3 separate regions of the Homo sapiens genome follow, and regions 1 and 2 are each linked to region 3. A link is a contact called in ENCODE Hi-C or POLR2A ChIA-PET data. All regions are on one chromosome and are shown on one strand. Each heading gives the region's core, a stretch centred on a gene start or an enhancer-like site at or near the end of the contact. The rest is flanking DNA. Distances are from core to core; before and after follow the strand shown.

Region 1 (3,505 bases), core at 872-3,371, 410 kb after region 3:
TCTTAGAAAATCATTTAATATTTTCAGGGATTAAAGAAAGAAAATTGCCAATTAATACAGTCTTTTCCCAGATGTTCAGTTTTTACTAACGTCTTTAGCTATTCTCTGCATTCAAGTGATTGTATTTTTATGCAAATTATCTTTTGGGGCTAGTCTCTAGTTTGTGTGTCTGTGTGTGTGTGTGTGTGTATTTAAAGCCACACAGATACAGAATTTGACATGTTTTCTGCCACACAGATACAGATTTGACATGTTTTCTGTTCTGCTGCTCCATACAATAGGTTTTAACACAGCTTGAGCTTATTCCAAAACTCTAATTAGAAACTGCAGTATTTGCCTTGTCCAAATAGAAACCCATTCCCAAAGTTGATTTTTCCCCAGTTAAAATTCAACAAAGAATATCATACACAGATATTTTTAAACACGACAGTTACTAGATAAAACTGCCCTATCTAACAACACATTGCTTTCTGGTTAAGCAACACAATTTCATAAGGCCTATCAAATACTTTATCCAGACGGCCACTCTATTTTCAGGGTATTGGTTGTATTATTTGAAGTCTTTTTTTTTTTTCAGAGTGAAGAGATTTCTGACTTCCTGTCCTCTTCCCTGCTATATTACATACATCTGCTTAAACTCTGGAAAACAGTACCAGTCAAAGTGGTGCTGAAACCTTCCTTTAAGACAAACTAAAACGATGTTAAAAAGGTTACACGACCTTACTATTTCAAGTACTGGTATAAAACCACTTTCTCTGCACAGGTTCTAAAATTTCACAGTCGTTTGTCTTAAAGTCTGTCGGCTTGTGAGGGGGCTGGTACATATTTTAATATTTAAATTTCAAAAAATAAGCAATGAGACTGTGTTTGAAGTTCAAGGGTTTTCACTAGTTCTCAAGCTACAAACCCTGTAATATAGCCAAAAGAAAACGTACAGAAAGAATCTTTCACGAAAAGTGTCAGGTCTCCAAAACCCCGACATCTGCTAAAACCAGGATTGCGGGGGGGATGAGAAGCTCGTGAAGTTCAAAAACACACCAACCCCGCGGGAACACGAAACCTCCACTCGCGAAGACGCGACGCTTCCGCCGCATCCCCGCGCAGGTGAAGACTCGGCCCTTCAGCCCCGCGTGTGCGGCAGCATGATATTCAGAGTGCGCCGGCGTCCAGCGCGAGCGCATCCTACGACAACCCCGTCTCCCGCTGGGGTCCGCAGCCCGCGGACTCCGGGGTCCCCCCGCCCAAATGCGGCGGCGCGACCGCTTCGTCCCGCGGCCAGGGCGCTCCGCGTCTGCTCCGGCCACCCCAGCCCACCCGCGCAGCGCGGACGCCAACGCATCCCACTCCCGCTGGGCGCCAGGGGCGCGGGGTTCAGTGGGGCCGCGGCCCCCGCACCCGGCTGGGATCCGAGGGCGGGGTGGTCGCGGCTGACGTGGGCTTTGCGGCTCCGGGCCAGAGAGCAGCCTGGGGGACGGTGGGTCTCTTTCCGGCTTGGGAGGGAACGGGGGCGCCCGCGCGGGAGGACGGCAGGCGAGGGACGGCGGCCGCGGGCGATTCAGATCCGGGGCGGGCGGGTACACGTCGGAGCGCGGCGGCCACACGCTCGCCCGGGGAGCGCCACTGTGCGTCCCAGCCGGCGCCTCCTCCCGCTTGCCCGCGCCGGCTGGAGAAAGGAAGGACGGCGACCTTCGCGTCCGGTCCGCGCCACCAGCCCGCCTCGGCGCCGAGCGCGGGCCACACCCAGCGCTCCGGGAGGCGGCGGAGGCTGGGCGGCCCGGGCTGCGGAATGCTCGGCCCAGCCGAGTCTCCGTCCCGGCCGCGCAGGCCCCTCCGCGTCCGCCCGCGCCCTGCATCCCCAGCCGGCCCGGCGTGGAGGGGGTCCTGGGCTTACCTCTGTGTCGAGCGCCGGCTCCTCCGTCCCGGGCCGGAGCCGGGGCCCGGGGGCGCGGTCGCCAGGGGAGGCGCCGCGGCGGTGGCGGCCCCTGCGGCTCGGAGGGCGGGCCGAGCGGGAGCCGCTGCCTGGGCCGCGCGCCGTCCGGAGCTCGCCCCGCGCTGCCGGCGCTTGCAGCGGAGGGCGCAGCCAGCTCGGCCCCCGGACTGGATTCCTTCACTGACACAACTCCGGCTCGGCCGCCCCACGCAGGGACACTCCCGCCCCTCGCAGGCTGCCCCCGCCCGCCGACCCGCCCGCCTTCCCCTCGGTGTCACTCACCAGGAGCACACACCCCAGCCGGCGCCCCTCGCTCCCGCTCGCAAACACAGCGCTGCTCACGCCTCTCTCGGGTTTTGTATCCGCTCACACGCACGTTCTGACACAGATCTCGTCCCTCCACACGCCCTCCCTAGCTCCTTTCCCACCCCACTTTCTAGAAGAATCCCAGTACAGCTTCCGCACTTTGCTTGCTTGCTCCAGACCGACTTCCTCGCCTTTCCCCAAACCTCCACTTCACCGAAACTCCCCTTGTTAATGAAAGATTTTGTCACAATCCGCACGTGTTGCAAGAGAATCATCTTCTCCTACCCGAGAAAATGAACTTTGCTCCCTCAGCACTGTCTGCAAATACGAGATGTTTTTCCTTTTAGAAGGTAGTAATGCTTTCTGGAGAGGATCCAAGCTCAAAATGTAAGCAAAGATAGCCCATTCGAAAATGACCTGAAAAATCAGGCGCGGAAAAAGTGCTGGAGCTCGGGTCAGCCCTTGGAAACCCGACCAACCCGGGGTGTTCCGCCGCCTCCTCTGCGCTGCGGGTCTGCACACTGGGCTCCAAACGTGTGTGTAATAACCAAGTTACACATGGGCATCGTGGGCTTCAGCCGTGGGTTTCTGCCTGGGAGTACAGTAGTCGGGAGAGTAAAAGCAGTTTCTCAATCATTATTCATGATGGAAGCACTTTAGATAACACTCTTCTTCCAGAGGCAGTAGAGTGAAATGCAGGCAGCTCTCCAATTCAGGTTTTTATTTATTTATTTATTTATTTATTTATTTAGAAGGGTGACTTCTTAGCTTCCTTTTTTTTTTTTTTTTTTGGCAATACCAATAACTGTTTCTGAGTGGCTCCTTGGCTGTCAAGCTCCTTACAAATATCAGACCAGAGTTTGTTATGCTTCTCGAGCTCCAGACTCTAATGGGCCTCCGAGGGCACTGCAGAATCGTACATAATCCGATGTTCAGGAATTCATAATTTGAAATAAAATACAAACACCTTTCGGATAAAGTTCAAATCTGCTAACATAATGTGGCCCTGTTGACAACGCACTGCTGAAATAAAGAGAGGAGCTAAAACGAAAGGAATTCATTTTCTTATGTGACTTGGAGTGGTTCTTGCTACCTTATAGTCGCCTTGGATTGGTGTGTGGATAATATAATTTATTTAACAGACATTAGCAAGTGCTTTATAAGTACTAGCTCATTTAATCCTTGGAAGAACCCCATCAGGTAGGTACTACTTTTGTCCTGTTTTACAGATAAACTGAGGGCTGGGCCCAGTGGCTCACACCTGTAATC
Region 2 (3,709 bases), core at 1,064-3,563, 500 kb before region 3:
AGGGAAGATGAGAGGTTAGTCAATGGGTACAAAGTTACAATTAGATAGGAGAAATAACCTCTGGTGTTCTGCTGCACAGTGGGGTGACTATGGTTAACAGTAAGGCATTCTGAGCTGGGCACTGTGGTTTGAGCATATAATCCTAGCTACTTACAAGGCTAAGGCAGGAAGATTGCTTGAGCCTAGGAGTTCAAGGCCAGCCTCGGCAACATGGTGAGATCCCATATTTAAATCAATCGATCAATCAGTAAGGTGTTGTATATTACAAAATAGCTACAAGAGAGGCTTTTAGAGGTTCTCACCACAAAGAAATGATAAATGCATGAGGTGATGGATACACTAACTACCCTGATTTGATCATTATACAACACATATATGTATTGAAACATCAAATTATAACCCTGAAATATGTAGTTATGAAGTATCAATTAAAAATAACAGAAATTTCTGGAGTACCAAAAAAAACCACACATTGCTTAATCATGCATGTATACTGTCTCCTTTTAATATTGTTGAATTTTTAAAATAATAATAATTTAAATATTCACTTATATTTTTATTATCTGTCCTTCCTTCACTGGACTTTTAGCTCCCTGGAGAGCAGATTTTGTCTCTCTTGTACACAGTTGCACCCCCTGTCCCCAGTTCGGTACCCAGTACAGTAAGCACATAGTACGCTCTCAATAAATATTGCCTTGTTCCTGAAGCCATAGACATTAGCCTCTGATGTCTGTGATGAGAATGGAGGGGCTGGTAAAGAAGAGAGAAAAGCAAAGTTGACTCAAGGTTCCAATCCTGAATTCCCAGAAGAGCACTATGGCCATTCCTTCAAATGGAAATTCAGGAGTAGGAGCTCCTGGAGAGAGCTGGGAAGATGAGCTCAGAAACATGCATGCTGAATGTGAGGTCCAAGGGCTAAACAGAGGTAGGATATCTAGCGGGATGTTAATGAGACAGGCTCAAGCAAGTCATTCATTGGCCCAGCAAATGTTTAACAAGCTCACAATATATCAGGTCAGGGGCTGAGGATATAAAGTTGAATGAAACAGGGTCTCTGCCCCCAGGAATTCAGAGATGAGTGGGCCAGAGATGGCAACTTTGGAGACGTTTTCATGGAGGAGCCCATGGCCTCTAGGTATGGCTAAAGGTGCCAAGAGGACAGCATGTGGCAGAGACAGAAGGGAAGCTGTCAGAGCAGTGGCAAATAGAAGTCCAAAGATAGCACATAGGTGCTCAGGACGTAAGAGTGAGTGATAAATAAACGAACAAATAAAAGGCCCCCATGCTTTTGTTCATGCTATTCCCTCTGCCCAGCACATCTTTCACCTGATTCTTTACCTAACATCTATTTGTCATTTCTAGAAGCCTCCTCTGATCCTTCAAATCTGGGCAAGGTACTCATTCTGCATGTTCCCATAACACCTATACTTCACAATGTGCACTTACCAGCTGGGGATGCCCTTCCCCGTCTATTTGTTTGTCTATCCCTCTAGCTTGTAAGCAACCTGAGGGCAAGGACTCTGTCTTTTTTTAACTCTGTATCTTCCTTTCCAGGTCCAGGCTGGTACTCAATACAAGGTTGCTGGATGGATGGATGGATGGACAGATGGATGGATGGATAGATGAATGGGTGGATAGATGGATGGATAGATGAATGGGTGGATAGATGGATAAATAGATAAACAGGAGGGTAGGCAGATGGTTGAACAGGTACATGGATAGAACAACGTAGAACTCTCACCCTTACCAAAGGTGTTGAATGAGAGTAAAATAAAAAATAAATAAAACTAATTAATTACAAATGGAAGAAAAAAAAGAGCTCTCACCTTGGGACCAATTTCTTCAGATGATTACACAGAGACTGAATATACCAGCTGCCTTCCTCCACATGCCGAAAGGATACATAGCCTGGGACAGTGGCCAGACCAAGTAGGAAGTCAGCCTCGGCAGGAATACTGTCCTGCAGGGAAGTGGGTGCCTGCTCAGGGTTCAGAGCATCTGCTTCGATGGATACGGAAGGCTGTATCTCTTCACCTTGGCAGGCCTGGATGAAAAAGAGTTTAGGTTTTTCAGCCAGTCTAGGGCACTGCAGGGCTGTGAAGTGAGACATGATCTCCCGAATGGGAATGAGGGCCTCATCCGAAGAGTAGACAGCTCCAAATCTCCCATGGGTCAGAATACAGAACACGAAGCAGTCCCCGTCGGCATGGGCTGGATTGCACTTCTGCTTCTGCAGGACCATCTCCATTTCCACTTTCGTCACATTATTGTGTATATGCACTGTGAACCCAAGCCACTGGAACACATGACTCAGGATCTCTGTTTAAAAACAAAAAAAAAAAAAAAAGAGAGAGAGAGAGAGAAAGGGGAAATAATAAAATGATGCAAAACAAAATGAAGAACTGAAACAAGGCCGGGCACAGTGGCTCACACCTATAATCTCAGCACTTTGGAAGGCCGAAGCAGGCGGATCACTTGAGGTCAGGAGTTTGAGAACAGTCTGGCCAGATGGCAAAACCCCATCTCTACTGAAAATACAAAAAATAGCCAGGTGTGGTGGCTCACGCCTGTAATCCCTGCTACTCGGGAGGCTGAGGCACGAGAATGGCTTGAGCCTGGGAGGCAGAGGTTGCAGTGAGCTGGGACTGCACCACTGCACTCCAGCCTGGGCAACAGAGCAAGACTCTGTCTCAAAGAAAAAAAAAACTGAAACAATGCTAATAGTTACAAAATTTGCACAGCAAATAGCCTAAAGCTTTGGATTATTTTTATTTTCATAACCATAAAATCTTACAATGAATCTCCTATCACGTAATACCCAGTGTTGTCACAACAGTCCTGAGAATCGGCAGTGGCCAGTGTTTCATCCTGTTTCACAGTTGAAGAAGCCAAGGTCTCTTGACTCTCCCATGATCACACACCTAGTTAGTGGTGGAGCTGGAGCTCACGCCCAAGTTGTCTCGTGCCAATCCAGCAGGCTCTCCCCCAGTACATGCTCTCCTCTATTCAGAATTGTGAATAGTCAAAGATTCTTGCCACTCTTTAGCAGACTGATGACTCCCCAGGGATATATAAGAGGCTCAGAAACATGATATCATCCTTACACGTATATGGAAGATAAAAGTCACAGAAAGAAAATGTGAAAATAAAAAATAATTTTAAGATCCCCAATTTGCATTTGATAAACTGTTCCAGACTTTCTTACCAGCATCTTTATGGGTTCCTTGTCTGTCCTTCAGGGAGGTAAAGCTGTGGTTGTTGACAATGACACAGAGGCCTCTGTGGTTCCGATTCATCCTGTACACAGCTGCCCTCTTGAAGAATAGATAGAGCCACTTAGTAGGAATCCTTATCTTAGGGCCTTAAATGTTTCTAACCAACCACTCCAATGGATCCACTGTGAGGAAGAGCAGGATGTATCTCCCCATGCCAGTTGTTTAAACCATGTTTTTGTTGTTGTTGTTATTTTGTTGTTGCTGTTGTTGTTGTTTTGAGATGGAGTCTCACTCTTGTTGCCCAGGCTGGAGTGAGTGACGCGATCTCGGCTCACTGCAACCTCTGCCTCCCGGATTCAAGGGATCCACCTGCCTCAGGTGCCCACCAACACCCCCAGATAATTTTTTTTTTTTTTTGAGACAGCATCTCGCTCTGTCACCCAGGCTGGAGTGCAATGGCGTGATCTCAGCTCACTGCAACCTCCACCTCCTGG
Region 3 (3,932 bases), core at 1,328-3,827:
CAAATGGGGATTGGTTAAATAAGTTATAGCACATCCATTTGAATAAAAAACAAACACATATCCATTAAAAATCCTGTTTTGAAAAATCTTTAGTGTCATAGGAAAATGTTTGTGATATACTATTATCTGAAAAAAAGAATGTAGGATTATATATATAAAATGTGATCTTGAAAAAAATGTGTTTTACACCAGTTAGAATGGCGATCATTAAAAAGTCAGGAAACAACAGGTGCTGGAGTGGATGTGGAGAAACAGGAACACTTTTACACTGTTGGTGGGACTGTAAACTAGTTCAACCATTGTGGAAGTCAGTGTGGCGATTCCTCAGGGATCTAGAACTAGAAATACCATTTGACCCAGCCATCCCATTACTGGGTATATACCCAAAGGATTATAAATCATGCTGCTATAAAGACACATGCACATGTATGTTTATTGCGGCACTATTTACAATAGCAAAGACTTGGAACCAACCCAAATGTCCAACAATGACAGACTGGATTAAGAAAATGTGGCACATATACACCATGGAATACTATGCAGCCATAAAAAAGGATGAGTTCATGTCCTTTGCAGGGAAGTGGATGAAACTGGAAACCATCATTCTCAGCAAACTATCGCAAGGACAAAAAACCAAACACCGCATGTTCTCACTCATAGGTGGGAATTGAACAATGAGAACACTTGGACACAGGAAGGGGAACATCACACACCAGGGACTTTTGTGGGGTGGGAGGAGGGGGGAGGGATAGCATTAGGAGCTATACCTAATGCTAAATGACGAGTTAATGGGTGCAGCACACCAACATGGCAGATGTATACATATGTAACAAACCTGCACATTGTGCACATGTACCCTAAAACTTAAAGTATAATAATAATAAAATAAAAAATGTGTTTTATGTATTCACATATTTATATACACCCTAATAATCCTTAAAATTACAAGGAAGTCTATTAAAATTATAATAGCATGTTAAGAAATATTATCCAAAACTTGGAAAAATAGACAAGATTCACTGAATGGCCTTTCAATGCATTTTGGAACACAGTCTAGCAAGTCCATTCCATGGTTATCTCATTCTCTAAGGGAATGTTCCTTTGTTGAACTTGTTTACTATTGATTGGGGGCTAGACTCTGTGAAGCTACATAAGAACATGTAGATTTTCTTTTCTAGTAAAGAATCAAATTATTTCTGTCCTGTAGGAAGGCAACCTCAAAGGTTACAGTTTTATTACCTGTAAGATATTAACCGGTTTTTTACCTAAACTAGCAACCTTCGTCATTGTGCTGGCATGCCTATATGCTCAGTCTCTCAAATTCACTTTCATCCAGTTTTATCATTTTGCTGGTTCCCTCATTGTCGAGTTAAATAAATCTTTGACATTTGCTTACTTAAGATTTGTATGAGAATCAAGTTTTTAATACAGTATTTAAAAAATACTTTGGCAATGGCCATATATAGCTGGTAGGTTTACAGGAGATTTTGATTTTCTTTTTATATTCTTCTGTATTTGTCGAATGTCCATTAAAGGACATGTTTTACTTTTATAAAAAGAAAGCACAAAAATGTCTGTATGTATATACACATGCATTCTATATTAATTTCTCAGGCTGTACTTTCCCTAACTCTATACCCAGTAACAGGCCAACCTCCCGAAGATGCATAAAGACACCTTTGCCGTTGACCAGGCAGACCCTGCATCCACAGGACATAGAGAGAAAGGTGCTCCCTGAACACTGATCTGGATAAGCATTGCTGGGTCAGTGCAGAGGCGTCCATTTCCCCAGTCTGCCGAGCTGGCCTAAAGCTGAGGACCTCTTAGTGGGAGCTGAGGACATGTGCCTGAAGAGGCAAGCCCTTGACTGATGGAAATTGGAGTCTGAGTTCCATGTGGGGGACTGGGAAGCACAGCAAGGTCTGAAATGGGAGACCCAGGGAAGGGCAGAGAGGACCAAAGGAGGAAGGGGGTCTACAGTGTGGGAAACAGCCTGGACGCAACAGCCGGGGGAGGAGGCCTGCTCTGGCCCCAGTGGCCCCTTGTAAGCAGGAAAGGCAGCTGGCTAGACCTCTTCTGTGTTATTCACTCTGATTTTATCCTTTATCTTCCCCTCCCAACCTCACCTCCTTTCTAACCCCAAAGCCATGCAGCTAATATGACTAAGATTGCTGGGCGTTTGCTTGGAAATGCAAATGAGAATTTCTGGTAGTTTCCTAGTTTCCTTGATCTCCTTTGTCAAGTTTATTGAGGGGAAAGGACTCTCGGTTAAAAAAAAAAAAAAAAGAAAATCCAGATTTTGAACACCAGCTCTCTTTAATGCCAACTTCCTGAGGAGCTGCCCAGCTCTGTAACAACCTGGAACAGAGGCGCCATCACAGACTTGGCTCTGACGGGCGGCACAGCAAGAAGCCTTGCTCGCGTGTGGGACGTGCCCGTTCTGGCCTGGAGAGAGGGCCCAGAGACACCACCTCGCCACCGCCACCTGATTACTCATTGTCACCAATGAGATGACAAGAACTGATGACGCATTTCCCTTTTGCTGCACTCTGACACCTCAGAGACCACAGCAGAGAAAAAGCTGCTTTTGTAAAACTGGAACATGAACTACGCGGACGCCCCAGAGGAGGTCTCTGCTGCCCTCTGTTGCTGGCTTCTTAGTAACCCTAACCATTTTTAAGAATACAGTATTTGGTTTCAGTAACTTTATTACATGAAAAGTATGCTCGGAGGAAAAAATGTGTCAAATTTAATCAGTCGTGGGTACTATCAACATTTTAAATTGTTGCCAATCTAATAGAGGAAAATGGTATCTCATTGCTGTTTTAATTTTCATTTTAAAAATTCTAAGTGAGGCTCAAAATAGTTTATTTTTCCAGTTTCCTGCCAGTGGGTATACTTTTCTTTTTTTGTTTTTTTAATCTTTTTTTATTGATTTAGAAAAGTTTTTGCTGTAAATGCGTTTCTTTTTATACTAATGCTTTTCTCTGTTATATAGTCAAATTTATCAGTCTTTTCTTTATAACTTCCGGCTTTCATGTTCCTTAGGCTATGGATTTTTTTAAATGCATGCATATATTTAGTATAGTTTTTAGTATTTAAAACTTTAATCAATCTGGAATTTATTTTTATTGTAAAGTGGGAAATAGAAGTACAGCTTTATGTTTCTTTGTTTTTAAAATGGCTTGCAAGTTGTACCAATATTCTTCCTTAAATGCTCCATTTTATGGCTTACTTGAAGTGCATTTTTGCTTCTAATGAGACCTGACTTTCTGGCCTATTTCAGGACTTTACATTGTTCTGTTGGTCTGTTTTTCTCCTCCTGTATCAGTACCTATAATGTGTAACTACTAGACATGTATTAATGTAATAGAATACATTTCAATATTATATAGGGCTAGTTTCCCCTCTTGACTATTCTTATTATACATTTTTTATCTTTCTAGATAAACTTTAAAATCAAGTTTTTAAAAGACACTGTTGATGTTTTGATTGGGAATGTGTTATATTTAATTTATAAGAGAAAATTGATACTGTTATATTTTGTGTCCTTGTAGCTAAGGCTTATGTCTTTCCCTTTTAAAATTTGTCTTTTTTTAAAGTTCACCAATAGATTTTAAAAGTTCTTTTCATGTTGGCCCTGCACATATTTTTGTTGATTTTATCCCTAGAGTTATTTTTTGGTTGTTACTATAAACGGGAACTGTTATTCCATTGTATTTTCTGATTATTGCTTGAATACAGCATTTCCACAGCTGATCCTTTCCTAAAAGCTGACACTATGACAGCAGTTGGAAATTAAAAAGGAAAGCCATGGCAAAAGACAGTCACAGCTCCACTTGGCTGTTCTGTTCTTTCAGAAAACGTAGTGACCTCGTATGAGTACATCCCCTGAGGTAGGGTCAAAAGAAAGTCTGTTAGGACACCTAAGA

Evidence for each region. A loop is a pair of places that touch in the nucleus more often than their neighbours do. ChIA-PET counts read pairs that join two places held with the same protein, here RNA polymerase II (POLR2A). Pooled maps may share reads with other maps.
Region 1: a map with no recorded cell type shows a loop between it and region 3 (5-fold over the local background). The contact joins the promoter of SPATS2L here to the enhancer-like site in region 3. A Hi-C loop is called at or near these places in 4 of 168 maps with a recorded cell type or tissue (OCI-LY7, chondrocyte, naive thymus-derived CD4-positive, alpha-beta T cell and 1 more), 5 of 37 single-sample maps with no recorded cell type and 15 of 50 pooled maps.
Region 2: a loop to region 3 is called in a pooled map, with 3 times the contacts of the local background. The contact joins two enhancer-like sites. A Hi-C loop is called at or near these places in 6 of 50 pooled maps. POLR2A ChIA-PET finds 5 or more read pairs at or near these places in 2 of 52 experiments (CD4-positive, alpha-beta T cell and OCI-LY7).

The regions. Positions count from the first base shown.
Region 1 is chr2:200,305,309-200,308,813 of GRCh38, reverse strand. SPATS2L (spermatogenesis associated serine rich 2 like) reads right to left here and starts at 2,121. Exons shown (of 13, transcript NM_001100423.2): 1 at 1,892-2,121. RefSeq lists silencers at 1,157-1,486, 1,507-2,236 and an enhancer at 2,647-2,746.
Region 2 is chr2:201,207,680-201,211,388 of GRCh38, reverse strand. CASP10 (caspase 10) reads right to left here. Exons shown (of 10, transcript NM_032977.4): 8 at 3,206-3,314; 9 at 1,827-2,319. Among named protein-coding and RNA genes, the nearest start is that of CASP10, 26 kb to the right of the region's middle. RefSeq lists an enhancer at 2,355-2,404. Within about 2 kb of position 2,313, at least 4 of the 41 ENCODE cell types and tissues checked have a DNase peak (open chromatin) inside an H3K27ac peak, as active enhancers do.
Region 3 is chr2:200,711,841-200,715,772 of GRCh38, reverse strand. LINC01792 (long intergenic non-protein coding RNA 1792) reads left to right here. Exons shown (of 3, transcript NR_037886.1): 3 at 1,643-3,468. It also overlaps the pseudogene AOX3P-AOX2P and the pseudogene AOX3P. Among named protein-coding and RNA genes, the nearest start is that of LINC01792, 21 kb to the left of the region's middle. RefSeq lists an enhancer at 2,379-2,658. Within about 2 kb of position 2,577, at least 35 of the 41 ENCODE cell types and tissues checked have a DNase peak (open chromatin) inside an H3K27ac peak, as active enhancers do; they include OCI-LY7, where a contact is called at or near this core.